Regions from separate parts of the Homo sapiens genome. Here region 2 is linked to region 1. A link is a contact called in ENCODE Hi-C or POLR2A ChIA-PET data. All regions are on one chromosome and are shown on one strand. Each heading gives the region's core, a stretch centred on a gene start or an enhancer-like site at or near the end of the contact. The rest is flanking DNA. Distances are from core to core; before and after follow the strand shown. Region 1 holds the start of C1GALT1C1 (C1GALT1 specific chaperone 1). Region 2 has its middle 41 kb from the start of C1GALT1C1.

Evidence for each region. Hi-C counts contacts between places; a loop is a spot of excess contacts on that map. ChIA-PET counts read pairs that join two places held with the same protein, here RNA polymerase II (POLR2A). Pooled maps may share reads with other maps.
Region 2: a map of endothelial cell of umbilical vein shows a loop between it and region 1 (5-fold over the local background). The contact joins the enhancer-like site here to the promoter of C1GALT1C1 in region 1. A Hi-C loop is called at or near these places in 6 of 168 maps with a recorded cell type or tissue (PC-9, ascending aorta, endothelial cell of umbilical vein and 3 more), 3 of 37 single-sample maps with no recorded cell type and 14 of 50 pooled maps. POLR2A ChIA-PET finds 5 or more read pairs at or near these places in 2 of 52 experiments (H1 and WTC11).

The regions. Positions count from the first base shown.
Region 1 is chrX:120,627,852-120,635,257 of GRCh38, forward strand. C1GALT1C1 (C1GALT1 specific chaperone 1) reads right to left here and starts at 2,203. Exons shown (of 2, transcript NM_001011551.3): 1 at 2,066-2,203. RefSeq lists an enhancer at 1,584-2,511 and a silencer at 2,171-2,440.
Region 2 is chrX:120,667,804-120,675,209 of GRCh38, forward strand. No RefSeq gene overlaps it. Among named protein-coding and RNA genes, the nearest start is that of C1GALT1C1, 41 kb to the left of the region's middle. Within about 2 kb of position 4,813, at least 11 of the 41 ENCODE cell types and tissues checked have a DNase peak (open chromatin) inside an H3K27ac peak, as active enhancers do; they include PC-9 and endothelial cell of umbilical vein, where a contact is called at or near this core.

The sequences.
Region 1 (7,406 bases), core at 953-3,452:
TGGGGCCCATTAATAAACATTTTCATTTCCTCAAAAGGAATTTTCTTCTTCTTTGGGGAAGTAAAAATGGAAAAATTTACACTTTTATTTCAATTAGAAATTAAGAGGCAGGTGCAGTGGCTCATGGCTGTTATCTCAGCACTTTGGGAGGCTGAGGTGGGTGGATCCCTTGAGTTCAGGAGTTCGAGACCAGCCTGGGCAACATGGTGAAACCTTGTCTCTACCCAAAATCCAAAAAATTAGCCAGACGTGGTGGTGGGTGCCTGTAATCCCAGCTACTCGGGAGGCTGAGGCACAAGAGTCTCTTGAACTTGGGAAGCGGAGGCTGTAGTGAGCTGTGATCTCACCACGGCACTCCAGCCAGGGCATCAGAGTGAGACTCTGTCTCAGAAAAAATAAATAAATAAAAGAAATTAAAAGCTGACATTAAATAAACTTGTTGAAAAAAATTGTATGTTAACCATTTATTCTAGTAAAGGCTGAATTTTCCAATCTTCCCTCCATCTTCAGAAAAAAGCAATCTATTGAGCTACTTAGACTTCCCAGTTTTCTCTTATGGTTGAAAGGAGCCTTAGAAAACTACCCAATGTCAGTCACTTCTCTCATTTTACAGAGAGGAAATGGAAGTCCACAGAGGTTAAATAACTGACTCAGTCACACAGTTAGACAGTGGTATAAGTGGACTAGAAACCACATTTCTCAATATCAGTTTAATGGTTTTTTTCCATTACAGAAGAATAATTGCCATAGTGCTTCTACCACATTAGAGTTTAATAAATGGGTTACTGAATATCCTTGTTTTCATACAAATGGGAAAAAAGTGGGATCTGTTGACCATAACTGATATTTTGCACCCAACAGCACCATATTGCTACAAGGAAACCACTCCTGTGGTTTTCTGCTAGAGGAAATGGAATTTTGACTTCTACCAGAAAGACAAGGTGTGGAATAGCTTGGCAGATGTAATTTCTGAGCGGTGGGTGGGGCAAGAGGCAGGAAGACTTTCCTGTGTCACTCACAGAACTTGGTCAATAAACACAGTTCCAAGAAGAGAAGTGACAGAAAACAAGCTCGGCATAATATTAGAATTGTCGGCTGTGTGCGGTGGCTCACGCCTGTAATCCCAGCACTTTGGGAGGCCGAGGCAGGTGGATCACCTGAGGTAGGGAGTTCAAGACCAGCCTGGCCAACATGGTGAGACCCTGTCTCGACTAAAAATACAAAAATTAGCCGGGCATGGTGGCATATGACTGTAATCCCAGCTACTCAGGAGGCTGAGGCAGGAGAATTGCTTGAACCCGGGAGGCGGAGGTTGCAGGCAGTGAGCCAAGATCGCACCACAGCACTCCGGCCTGGGCAACAAGAGCGAGACTCTGTTTCAAAAAAAAAAAAGAAAGAAAGAAAGAAAAAAGAAAAAGAATTGTCAGGTGCACTCTAAGATTAATTTATATAGGATTTTTGTATTTCATGTCACGCAGTTTTCATTATTTCTGGCCAATACATAATTCACATGTTTCTTTGCTCAATTATGGCATATGTGTCAGAATTCTTCCTGATGGTGATCCTACTCCTGGCTGCAAAAATAGTGATCAAAACTCAGTAAGTCTACACATTTTAAATAAAATAATTTGCAAAAATTATTCTAAGGAGATTTTTTCCCCATCACAGAGGCAAAAAATATAACACTAGGGATGCATATGATAGGATACTTTGTGCAGAAGGAAACAAAACTGCACACGAGCACAAATGAAACAGAAACTACCCCAATGGTTTTTAGATGAACCTTTTTGGGTGAAGGTAGTTGGGGTGAAGTACGGAAAACGAAGACGAAATAGGGAAGAGAAGTGAGAGGGAGGACATGGTAACCTCGATATCCCTCTGAGGGACCAAGAGAGCGCCCCCAGGAAGAAGACTCTCGGTCTCCTGTGCTGACAATCCTCCCGCTGCACCTGCCCAAGCATCCCGCGTGGAGCATGCTGGGAGAGGGCTGGGGCCCAGGCCTCCCCCAAGAGAGGGAGGGGAGTCAGGGTGCGCTTGGGGTGGGGGTCGAGGCCCCGCCACTCACCCGCGTCTAGAACGGCTTGGGGACAGGAAAGCGCAGCCGCGCACGGGTTTCCTCTCACGTTGGCGCACCACTCCGTTACGCTCCTGACCAGGCTGTTCTAGCTGCAGGCGGTGTTCTCTCGTTGGTCTCGCTAAAGGTGGGGAGCGCCAGGAAACGAGCGCCGCGAAGGCGGGGGTAGTGGGGCGGGGTAAAGGAGCCGGCGGCTGGGCGGAGCCGTCCGTTTGCCCGCCCGCGCAGGCGTCGGAAGGGCCGGCGCGCCCGCTGCGCGCACACTGCGTGCCCTTTCTCCCCGCCCCCTGCCGAGTTCAGAGACTTGCTATAGGCCTGCGTGACCCGGACGCTCTCCTTTACCCAACGGGCGTCCAGAGAAGAGGCCGTGCGTACGACTCGCTGACACCTCCCATTTCACCTTCCTGGCATGGAAATTGCGAGAGCGAGAGATTCTTGCTCCCGGTGTCGCTTTTTATCAGACCTCTTGATGGTTTCTCTGATGTACCCCTGCGTCCTTGAACCCTCATATTGCCCACCCCCCCAGTACTCCTGGGCTGAGACCAAAACGCAAGCCACTGAAATAGTCACGTAATTATGACACCAACGGTTTCCTATTATTACTGGAATGAGATCTGAAGCCCCACTGCCTGGAATCCAATCCTGTCTTCACCACACCTTTTGATATCCCAGGAAAGTTATTTCACCTCGCTGTGCCTCAGTTCCCTCATTTGTAAAGTACAGAAAATGTCACAGTAGTGCCTATTTCATAGAAAATTAGATGAGATAGTGCATATGACTCCCTTAGCAAAATTTCAAGCCTAGAGTAAGCATTTACTAAAAAGTACTGGCTGTTATTATTCACCCCAGTATTTCTAGTACTTAACCACAGTGCCAGCACGCAGTGGACAGTAAATATTAGTGGAATTAATGAATATTAGAACTACAGCTGAGGAACCAGGCCTAAAAAGGATAAGGAAATTTCAAAAGTCCACACAGCAAGTTAATGGCAGAGGTGGGACTGGAATCCAGGTCTCTTTTTTTTTTTTTTTTGAGACGGAGTTTCACTCTTGTTGCCCAGGCTGGAGTGCAATGGCACGATCTCGGCTCACTGCAACCTCTGCCTCCCGGGTTCAAGCGATTCTTCTACCTCAGCCTCCCTAGCAGCTGGGATTACAGACGCCCGCCACCACGCCCGGCTAATTTTTGTATTATTAGTAGAGACGGGGTTGGCCAGGCTGGTCTTGAATTCCTGACCTCAGGTGATCCACCCGCCTCGGCCTCCCAAAGTGCTGGGATTACAGGCTTGAGCCACTGCGCACGGCCCCCAGGTCTTCTAATTAAGAGTGCAGAGCTCTCTTTCCACGAAATATTTGATGTGTCTCTTTTTTTTTTTTTTTTTTTTGAGACCGAGTTTCGTTCTTTTTGCCCAGGCTGGAGTGCAATGGCGGGATCTCGGTTCACTGCAGCCTCTGCCTCCCGGGTTCAAGTGATTCTCCTGCCTCAGCCTCCCTAGTGGCTAGGATTACAGGTGTGCGCCACCACGTCTGGTTATTATTATTTTTTTTTTTAGTAGAGACGGGGTTTCGCCGTGTTGGCCAGGCTGGTCTCGAACTCCTGACCTCAGGTGTTCCACCCGCCTCGGCCTTCCACAGTGCTGGGATTACAGGTGTGAGCCACCGATCTGTCTTTTAAAATTCATTTTTGGCCAGGCGCAGTGGCTCACGCCTGTAATCCCAAAACTGTGGGAGGCCGAGGCAGGTGGATCACCTGAGGTCAGGAGATCAAGACCATCCTGGCTAACACGGTGAAACCCTGTCTCTACTAAAAATACAAAAAATTAGCCGGGCGCGGTGGCATGCGCCTGTAGTCCCAGCTACTCGGGAGGCTGAGGCAGGAGAATGCCGTGAACCCGGGAGGCGGAGCTTGCAGTGAGCCGAGATAGCGCCACTGCAGTCTGGCCTGGGCGAAAGAGCGAGACTCCGAGGCGGGCGGATCACGAGGTCAGGAGATCGAGACCATCCTGGCTAACACAGTGAAACCCCGTCTCTACTAAAAATACAAAAAATTAGCCGGGCGAGGTGGCGGGCGCCTGTAGTCCCAGCTACTCGGGAGGCTGAGGCAGGAGAATGGCGTGAACCCCGGGGCAGAGCCTGCAGTGAGCCCAGATAGCGCCACTGCACTCCAGCCTGGGCGACAGAACGAGACTCCATCTCAAAAAAAAAAAATAAAATAAAATAAAATAAAATAAAATAAAATAAAATAAAAATTAGTCGGGCGTGGTGGCTCATGCTTGTAATCCCAGCTACTCGGGAGGCTGAGGCAGAAGAATTGCTTGAACCTGGGAGGTGGAGGTTGCAGTGAGCCGAGATCGTGCCACTGCACTCCAGCCTGGGAGAGTGAGCAAGACTCCATCTCAAAAAAAAAAAAAAAATTCATTTTTGTGGCAGAAGGCTTTTTGCTAAAAAGCCCAAATTTTTACAATTATTTAAAGTGTATTGTTACTAGGTTCCATTAAGATAAAATTGAGTGGTGACTTACTCGGGCCTGAGTTCCTAAAGACACACATGTATTTGAGTGTTGTCAGTGACCTAGTTTAAGTAGACTGAAGGTTTCAGGGAACTCTGAAACAATGAACAAATATATTGTAGGTAGTTACTATCCTGGCAACACTATCTTAAAATCTGGAGATACAGTGGTGAGCAAAATAAGTACCCTGACTTCATGGAGCTGTCAGTCAAGTGGGGAAGAAAGACATTAAACAATTTATTACAAATAATTATAATGGTGGTATGTTTTCTAAAGGAATACCAAAATGAATTTTATTTCTGACAGTGGGCCCGCTGGAAAAGAAAAAATGAATTTTAGAACTGGAAAAGAATTTAAGACCGTGGAATATTTTCATTATATTTTGTTAAGTAATATAGTCTATTTCACATATTATATAAAATATATATGTATGTATGTATATATACCTATATAGTTAAGTGAAACAAATTGCAGAATACTGCATATTATATGATTATGTTTTGGTGGAAACAAACGTGCACATAGGTTTGATCTGTTCGTATGAACAAAGAGAGTTATGGAAGAATACTCAGCAAGCTCTTAATATTGATTACATCAGGAGGTTGAGGTGGGGATGATTAGCTTTGTCTTTATACATCCTTGTATTGCATTGTTTCACTGGTTATAAACAAGCACCTATTTTGAATTTGAAGACCAGCAAATAAAAGGACCTTAAAATTACAGGGACAAAAAGAAAAAAAAGAAAAGATACCAATAAAAATATCTTTTAAAGAATGCAGAGAACCACTCTGTCCTCGCAAAAAGGGACCAGGAAGGACAGAAATGACACTCAGAATTCAGACTGTGATGAAGAGGCAATATAAAATGTTTCTCCTAGAAAATAAGGGCACCTATTTGAGATGATGAATATGTTCATTAGCTTGATTGTGGTAATCATTTCACAGTGTATACATATAGCAAATCATCACATTGTGCACTTTAATTGTATACATTTATTTGTCAAACATACCTCAATAAAGCTGGAAAAAAATAAAATGATTCTTCTTTTAGTATAGAAAAGTACTGTATACCAAACTGGAAGTATTAATAATATAAGAGCAGCGCTTCTTATAGTGGTTGGTAATTTTAAAAAATATTATTTAAAAAATGACACAAGAGACCAGGCATGGTGGCTCACACCTGTAATCCCAGCACTTTGGGAGGCCGAGGCAGGCGGATCACCTGAGGTCAGGAGATCGAGACCATCCTGGCTAACACGGTGAAACCCCGTCTCTACTAAAAATACAAAAAATTAGCCAGGCGTGGTGGCGCACGCCTGTAATCCCAGCTACTTGGAAGGCTGAGGCAGGAGAATCGCTTGAAACTGGGAAGCGGAGATTGTAGTGAGCCGAGATCATGCCATTGCACTGCAGCTTGGGTGACAGAGCGAGACTCCGTCTCACACACACACACACAAAATTGACATAAGATGCTCTGAGACAGAATAAACCATGGGATTTTCAACACCAAAAGCTCTGTTAATAAGAAATTGTCTAAGAACCCAGTTCTTTACTTGACAAATAACTTACATATACTTAGCATTTTAAATAAAGTTAGTGAGATGATTGACTTATGGCTTTTTTTTTTTTTTGAGACAGAGTCTCACTCTGTCACTCAGGCTGGAGTGCAGTGATGTGATCTTGGCTCACTGTAACCTCCATCTCCCAGGTTCAAGTAATTCTCCTGTCTCAGCCTCTCGAGCAGCTGGGACTACAGGCGCATGCCACCACGCCTGGCTAATTTTTGTATTTTTAGTAGAAACAGGGTTTCACTACATTGGTCAGGCTGGTCTCCAACTCTCAACCTCAGGTGATCCACCTGCCTTGGCCTCCCAAAGTGCTGAGATTACAGGCGTGAACCACCACGCCCAGCCAGTAATGGCGTTTTTTTTAAAACAACATTCCATATCTCAGCCTTAATTTAAAAAACATGTGCAATTAGTATCTATTAAAATTAAGATGTTCATACTTTTTGGCCCAGCAAACCCATTCTAGTGATCTCTCCCACAGAAATAGGGGCAAATGCATTATTGTTTTTCTGTTTTTGTTTTTGTTTTTGTTTTTTGTTTTTGTTTAGAGACAGGGTCTCACTCTGACACCCAGGCTGGAGTGTAGTGGTGCAATCATGGCTCACTACAGCCTCCAACTCCTAGGCTCAAGCAATCCTCCTGCCTCAGCCTTCCAAATATGGGGTCTACAGGCAGGCACCACCACCCTGGATAATGTTTTGTAGAGACAGGGGCTTGCTGTGTTGCCCAGGCTGGTCTTGAGCTCTGGCCTCAAGTAATTCTCCAGCCTCGGACTCACAAAGTGCTGAGATTACAGGCGTATGCCACTGTGTCAAGCCAGCAGTTTTTTTTTTTTTTTTAACTTTCATTTTAGGTTAAGGGGTAATGTGCAGGTTTGTTATATAGGTAAACTGCATGTCTTGGGGGTTTGGCATACAAATTATTTTGTCACCCAGGTAATAAGCATAGTTCCCAATAGTTAGTTTTTTAATCTTCTCCTTCTCCCACCCTCCACGCTCAAGTAATCTCTGGTGTCTGTTGTTCCCCTCTTTGTGTCATGTGTTCTCATTGTTTAACTCTCACTTATAAATGAGAGTGCGGGTGTGGTGGCTCACGCCTGTAATCCCAGCACTTTGGGAGGCCAAAGCGGGCAGATCACCTGAGGTCAAGAGTTCGAAACCAGCCTGACCAACATGGTGAAACCCCGTCTCTACTAAAAATACAAAATTAGCTGGGTGTGGTGGCACACACCTGTAATCACAGCTACCCGGGAGGCTG
Region 2 (7,406 bases), core at 3,563-6,062, 43 kb after region 1:
TCCCTAGTTCCAGAACGTATAATTGGACTGGCAAAACTGAGAAGTTTGCAGAACCCCTATATTGATTATTTAAACAGCAGAGTAAAATCTGTTGTAGGAGGAAAGGCAAGCAAAAGCCTCAGAAATTTCTCATCCCCTCTTACCAACATAGTAAGTAAATAAATAAATGAAATTGACAAACCACATTACATCCCAGGGAGAATTGCAGAATTTAGTGCCTTCAAAGACTTATATAATGCAGTCCCCATCAGATACCTATTTAATTCACCAGTGTGGCTCCTGAGAAAACCAGATAAATCACGGCAAATGACAATGAAGTACCACAAATTTAACTAAGTAGTAGTAACGACTGTAACAGCTGTGTTAGATGTCATATCTTTACTGAAGTAGATTAATATACGTGTATATATGGCTACTGGTCAAGTGAATGTTTTATTTTCCATACCCCTTTGAAGGTGGATCAGAAAGAGTTTGCATTCACATAGTATGGACGTCAGCACATGTGGTGAATGCTGTAATGGGGCATCCAGATTTCCCTTCAGCAATGAAGATGTTATTACTCTAGCTGCTGAAAGCACATCTAAAAGATGGCCTTTGGGTGCCAGTTCTCTCTAGAGATTACCATAGCTAAAGAAAACTGCCTCACCCAATTGAAACCTCATACCTCTTTCCAAGGGCAGCCCACACTCAGTGATTAGTCAATGCAGGGATATAAAGGCCCAGCCCTCTCAACCTAATTTGGGACAAGCAGTCATTCTAGTTCCAGAGCCTCCCATGGGGTTGGCTGAGGCCTTCATTAGAACTACATCATGGCTTCACTTCTCCCTCTGACTAATCCTCTTTCTTTCACCTCCTTTCCACAAGTGTTGATCTCAAGGGGCACTCCCTAATAAACACCCTGCACACTGGTCTCCATCTCAGGGTCTGTTTCTTGGGGAACCCAGACTCTGTGACAGTTGATGACAAGAGTGGTCTGAGAAAGCAGGTACCTTGATGGGATTTTGGATCTGGATCAACCACTGCCTAGATGACATCGAGGACATCATTAATGTTGGTAGGTGGAGCACTGATATTCCCTGACATAGGTAGAAGTGCAGGTAAAACTTTCATTGGTGAAAGGGGATACAGTAGCTATTGGGATATATTAGGCATTTGAGAACTATGGGGAGAATAGTAATCTTAAAAAAGATGGAATTTAGTAGCTATTCTGAAGTTTGATTGCTACTCTGAACAAAGATAACACAAAGCTGAAAGTGATTAATTAGCAATTTTAAGTTAAGAGTGAAAGCCATGGAGCCTCTTTGGTAGCATATAAAGAGGCTCTTACTTCCTGCAGCAGGATGATAGAGAAAGCTAAGGACCAGGTCTAGGACTTAATTGTAAGAGTAGTCAAGCTCCAAAGGTGGCTAACATATCAACTAAGACAAGTGTGCTATGCCAGGGTCAAGGCTGTGGTTGAAAAAGAAAGAGATCTTGACACATGGGATAGGGACTTCTGGGCCTGAAAATCTTGAATTCCCAGATTTCCCTGAGACCTCTGAGCTTGTAGAAGTGGCCTGCACCTTCCTATTAAGAGCTAGCATGCCCTATTTGCTTGAAGACAATACAGAGGCCTCTCTCTTGCAAGACAACATGTGCCTGCACCCCCTCCTCCTGGACATAGGGTTTGATTTAACTAGGGTTAAATCACAATGTAACCCATATGGGGATATGCTATGCCTGCTAAGATGTGAACTGGATAAGACTCTGAAACTGCAGCATCTGGTCAACATGTACTAGCAGGAGCTGGGAAGTAGGTATGGGCAAGAATTTTGAGAGTGCTGATTTTTTTTACTTTACGATAGTGCAAAAGCTGTAAGCATTAAGTAGAAACTGCACTTCAAGTACCTATACATCTGATATGGTTAGGCTTTATGTCCCTGCTCAAATATCATCTTGAATTGTAATCCCCATACTTCCCACATGTCAAGGGTGGAGTGGAGGTAATTGAATCATGGGGTCATTTTCCCCCATACTGCTCTCGTGATAGTGAGTTTTCACGATATCTGATGGTTTTATAAGGAGTTCTTCCCCCTTCACTTGGCACTTCTCCTTCCTGCTGCCTTGTGAAGAAGGTGCCTTGTTTCTCTGCCTTCTGCTATGATTGTAACTTTCCTGAGGCCTCCCCAGCCATGCTGAACTGTGAGTCAATTAAACCTCTTTCCTTTATAAATTACCCAGTCTTAGTCAGTTCTTTATAGCATTTATAGCAGTATGAAAACAGACTAAAACAACATCCATTCTGTTTTTTTTTAACTTTCAGTACCATATTCAATAAATTACATGAAATATTCAACACTTTATTATAAAATTGACTTTGTGTTAGATGATTTTGTCTGTCTGTAGGCTGAAGTAAGTGTTCTGAGCACATTTAATGTAGGGTAGGCTAAGCTATGAGGTTAGGATGTTTAGGTGTATTAAGTGCATTTTTGACATAGTATTTTCAACTTACAATGGATTTATTAGGATGTAACCCAATCATGAATCAAGGAGCATCTTCACTTCCGAGTACGTGCCCTAAAAAATAGAAAGCAAGGACTCAAGGAGGTATTTCTATACCCAAGGTCATAGCAGCATTGTCCACAATAGCCAAAAAGTAGAAACAACCCAAATGTCCACTGGTGGATGAATGGGTAAGCAAAATGTGGTATATGCCTACAATGGAATCCTACTAATTCTACAACATGGATGAAACTTGGGAGGGCTTTACGCTAAGCAAAATAAGCCAGTCATAAAAGGACAAATCCTGTATGATTTCTTTTTTCTTTTCTTCTTTTTTTTTGAGACGGAGTCTTGCTCTGTTGCCCAGGTTGGAGTGCAGTGATGCAATCTCGGCTCACTGCAACCTCCACCTCCCTAGTTCAAGCGATTCTTCTGTCTCAGCCTCCCGAGTAGCTGGGATTACAGGCGCCTGCCATCATGCCCAGCTAATTTTTGTATTTTTAGTAGAGATGGGGTTTCGCCATGTTGGCCAGGCTGGTTTCGAACTCCTAACCTCAGGTGATCCACCTGTCTCGGCCTCCTAAAGTGCTGGGATTACAGGCGTGAGCCACACGTGCCCGGCCATGATTTCATTTACATGAGGTACGTGGAGTAGTCAAATTCGTAGAGACAGAAAGTAGAATAACAGTTGTTGGGGGTAGAGAAGAGGGTAATGAATAGTTATTGTTTAATGGAAACAGAGTTTTAGTTATGCAAGATGAAAAGAGTTCTGGAGATGGATGGTGTTGATGGTTGCACAATAATGTGTAGGTATTTAATGCCACTAAATTGTACACTTGAAAATGGCTAAGATGAGCCAGACATGGTGTCATGTGCCTGTAGTCCCAGCTATTTAGGAGGCAGAGGTGGGAAGATCGCTTGAGTCCAGGAGTTTGAGTCCAACCTGGGCAATATAGCAAGAGCCTGTCTCTAAACAAACAGACAAAAAACATTAAAAAATGGCTAAAATGGTAAATTTTATGTTATGTGTATTTTACAACAAGTTTTTAAATGTTAAAAAATTCAGCCTTATTCTCATGGGCCCTATATTCTATTATAAGAGGCATATAATACCAAAGTAACAAAATAATATAACAAAATTATGTATATCCAAAACAATTTAAAGTTTTCATTTATTCCTCCCTCTTCCCCTAAACTTCTTTCCTCTTCCCAAAGGTAATAATTGTTATCAGTTTGGAATTACCCCCCCACGCTTTTAAAAATGCATATGGGCTGATTTGATCTTTACAAATTATATGAATGTATTAAATTATCACATGTACCTTGAAATGATATACAACTATTATGCATCAATAAAACATGTGTGTATAATGCCTATATAAATATATACTGCTGTGTTTAAAAACAATTACATAAATAGTATCATACTGTATGTGTTTTTCTCTTACTTTTTCCTCTCAGCAATATATCCTGGGGATTTTTCATGTCCATTTATACATGAAACATTCATACTAATCCACAGATGGCTGTGTCCTGGTACATTTAGCCTTTCTCTAATGAGTAGACATTTGGTATTTATCTCGTCTTTTTCTATTACAAACAATGTTCCAGCAAACATCCTTGCATCTGACTCTATGCCTCAGTCTTCAAACTTCTTTGTATAACTTGTCATCAGAAATGTGAATCTAACACTTCAGGAAGTACCAAGATTGCTATGAATATTAGTTTTTTGGACTATGGCTATATTCCAGGAAACTAATTACTTAAGGTAAATCATGAAAGAGTCCATGAATTATGGAGCTACACAAAGATATTTCACAAAAGAGTTACAGATTAGGGAAATGGAAAGGATGAAGCATGGGTGGAGAAATGAGCTGAGATAGTGGGAATAGTCCAGATAAGCTTGACTATCTTGAGGAAGTGGTCAGATTTAAATAGCAATTAGCAGTGTTTTCACTAGAGGAAAAGTAGAATATTGAGGTAAGATAGGATTATGTGGCAAACACAGGTTTGAATGTTTTGATAAATTAGGAGACTGAAGAGATGAGGCAAGGGATTTAAGTGAGGGTCTTAATGTGCAATATTGGAAATTACAATCAAAATGCCCAAACTCAAGGGGTGCACTTAGGAATGATTTGTTAATACATACACAGGCCTAAGAATCATTTTTATGGAACTCATTTCCTGTAGGGCTTTTCTGAAAGAACACTGTGCTCCTTTCTAAGCTTATTTTTCTTTGTTCTGATCGTCATTCTGCCCTTACTCGCTATGTTTGTTGCCAAGATCTAGGAGGCAAAAAATAGGCAAGAGAGCATGTCACAGTCCATGACTAGACAAGCTGTGTGACTCAGGAGGCCAAACAAAGGTCAGGGCACGGAAACCTGCCTTGGCTGTGCTCTTAAGCAAATGAATGGGTCAGTTGGCCTATCTTTTACAAAAATTTATCTGTTTATATGGCAATGTGCATTTTGTAATTGTTCTTTTCTACATGATCTTATGACATGCTGATTCTACTTCCATTATACCACTGATTTTATTCTGACTTGTATTATAGTTACTTATAATTTGAGGATGCAAAATGGTGGTGTATAGGTCACTTCTAGCCTATAGATATGCTTCATTTGGCTAACACAAGCTCACATTAAAAAATAGTTGCCAATATTTCAAAAATAGGAAGGTTCATACAAAAATATGCATTCCTGATTTCTCCTGAAAAAATGAAATCTGGCACACAGGGCCTTCATTTCCTCATAGCAACAACTGACTGGAACTGAGCAGTAGCTGCCCTTATTATAATATCAACTTGATGTTGAATCTGAAAGTTGGTTACCATTTTTCATGGAACTGACATTGTTATTCTTACAGTGACATTAGGAAAAAAAAGTGAAATACTTTTCTATGCCCAGTTTTTATAAAAGTTGGGAAACAAAAGCTAGAGTAAGGGGAGAGGACTGTTGTGCTTTAAGAATTGAAATATAGAGATGGGTTGAAAAATAGGTGAGGCTAGGAATAGAGAGCTTGGGCGAAACTGCTGAGAAGGCAGAATGACACGCACAAGGAAGTAGTTAGGTCACTTCTCTTACTAGGCTTCTCATGGGGGGCATCACTCCTAGGGCACATTGTACTGCCTCTCTGCCTTCAATTGAAATTTTCATTGAGCATCTACATCATATCAGTCACTGGGGAGACCGTGGTGAACAAAGCAGACATAGCCTCTGTTCTCATGGAGCTCACAATTGAACGGGGGAGCCAGACATTAATAAACACCATGAGGGAAGATAGGAAAGTGCTAGAAAACAAACACTAAAGAAGATTTTTCTAATTTAGCGGATCAGGGAAGTCTTCCCCGAGGAAGTGACACTTAAAATGGGGCCTGAAGAGTAAGTAGGAGTTGGTTAGGCAAAGAGGAGGGGATCAAGTTTTAAGGCAAAAGGAATAGCATGTGCAAATATCACAAAACAGGCAGGAATGTGGGACTACCGTAGATCTGACAGAGGCCAAGTGGCTATTGTTAGATAATAGAGATAGTAGCTGGAAGGGTTAACAAGGCCATACCATGCAAGGCCTTGGAGGCTATGGAAAGGATTTGTATCTTCAGAGCAGTGAGAGTCACCAAAAAGTTTTAAGAAAAATCACCATGATTTGAATTTTGCTTTAACTTTTGCTTTGGCCACCCAGCAGTGAGCTCTTATCCACAGTTATAATTCTCATTTATGTGTGTGTGTGTGTGTGTGTGTGTGTGTGTGTGTGTGTGTGTGTGTGAGACAGGATCTCACTCTGCCACCCAGGCTGGTGTGCAGTCTAGTACAGACTAGGTGGCTTAAACAACAGAAATTAATTTTCTCACAATTCTGGAGACTAGAAGCCCAGGATCAGCAGGGTCTTGGCAGGGCTGCTTTCTTCTGAGGCCTCTTTCCTTGGCTTGCAGGTGGTTGTCTTCTCCCTGTGTCTTCACGTGGTCTTCCCTCTGTGTGTTTCTGTGTCCTAATCCCCTCTGCCTATGAGGACACCAGTCAAAGTGGATTAGGGTCCACTCTAGTGGCCTCATTTTAACTTAATCACCTCTTTAAAATCTCTATTTCCACATATAGTTACACTCTGAGGTACTAGTGGGTGGGAGTTCAATACATAAATTTGGTGGAGGTTGCGGCGGCAGGGGTGGGGCGCACAATTCAGTCCAAAACAATAAATCATGTGTACCAGAAGCATCTGAAGTGCCTTGTTAAGAGTGTTACGCCTCCTGTGATCCATCTCAGAGTGACAGTGATTTAGAATCTACTTGTCGTAAGTCTCGGGACACGTAGGTTGTTCAGCTCTAGAAGCCCTCAGATTGGCAGGACTTCACTCTTCTCACCAGAGAATGTATGTCTGAAGGGAAGTCATGCTTCTACCTTTGTTCCTATAAATCCTGGGATGGAGGAATTCCACTGCTTCATTCTTCTCCAATTAATCTCTTCGCACAGGTCAGGCCCTGGAATATGTACTACATTTGCTTTGTAACCCTGGACATATACTCCCATCCAGCTCTCACAAGAGCAGAAGGCATGTACTACTGTCCACTCTGGTTTTGGTTGTTTTAATGTACCTCACATTTTCACATATATGGGAACATCAATAATAATACCAATAGTAATATTAATAGAAATACTATTCAACATTTATTGAATGCTACTGTATTTCAGGAATTATGTTAAGCATTTTGTACTATTGCATCTAATCTTTACAACAAAGTTATGGGGGCAGGTATAGTTGTATTAGATTGTTCTCATGCTGCTATAAGGACATATCCAAGACTAGGTAATTTATAAAGAAAAGAGGTTTAATTGACTCACAGTTCTGTAGGGCTAGGGAAGCCTCAGGAAACTTACAATCATGGCAGAAGGGGAAGCAAACACATTCTTCTTCACAAGGTGGCAAGAGAGAGA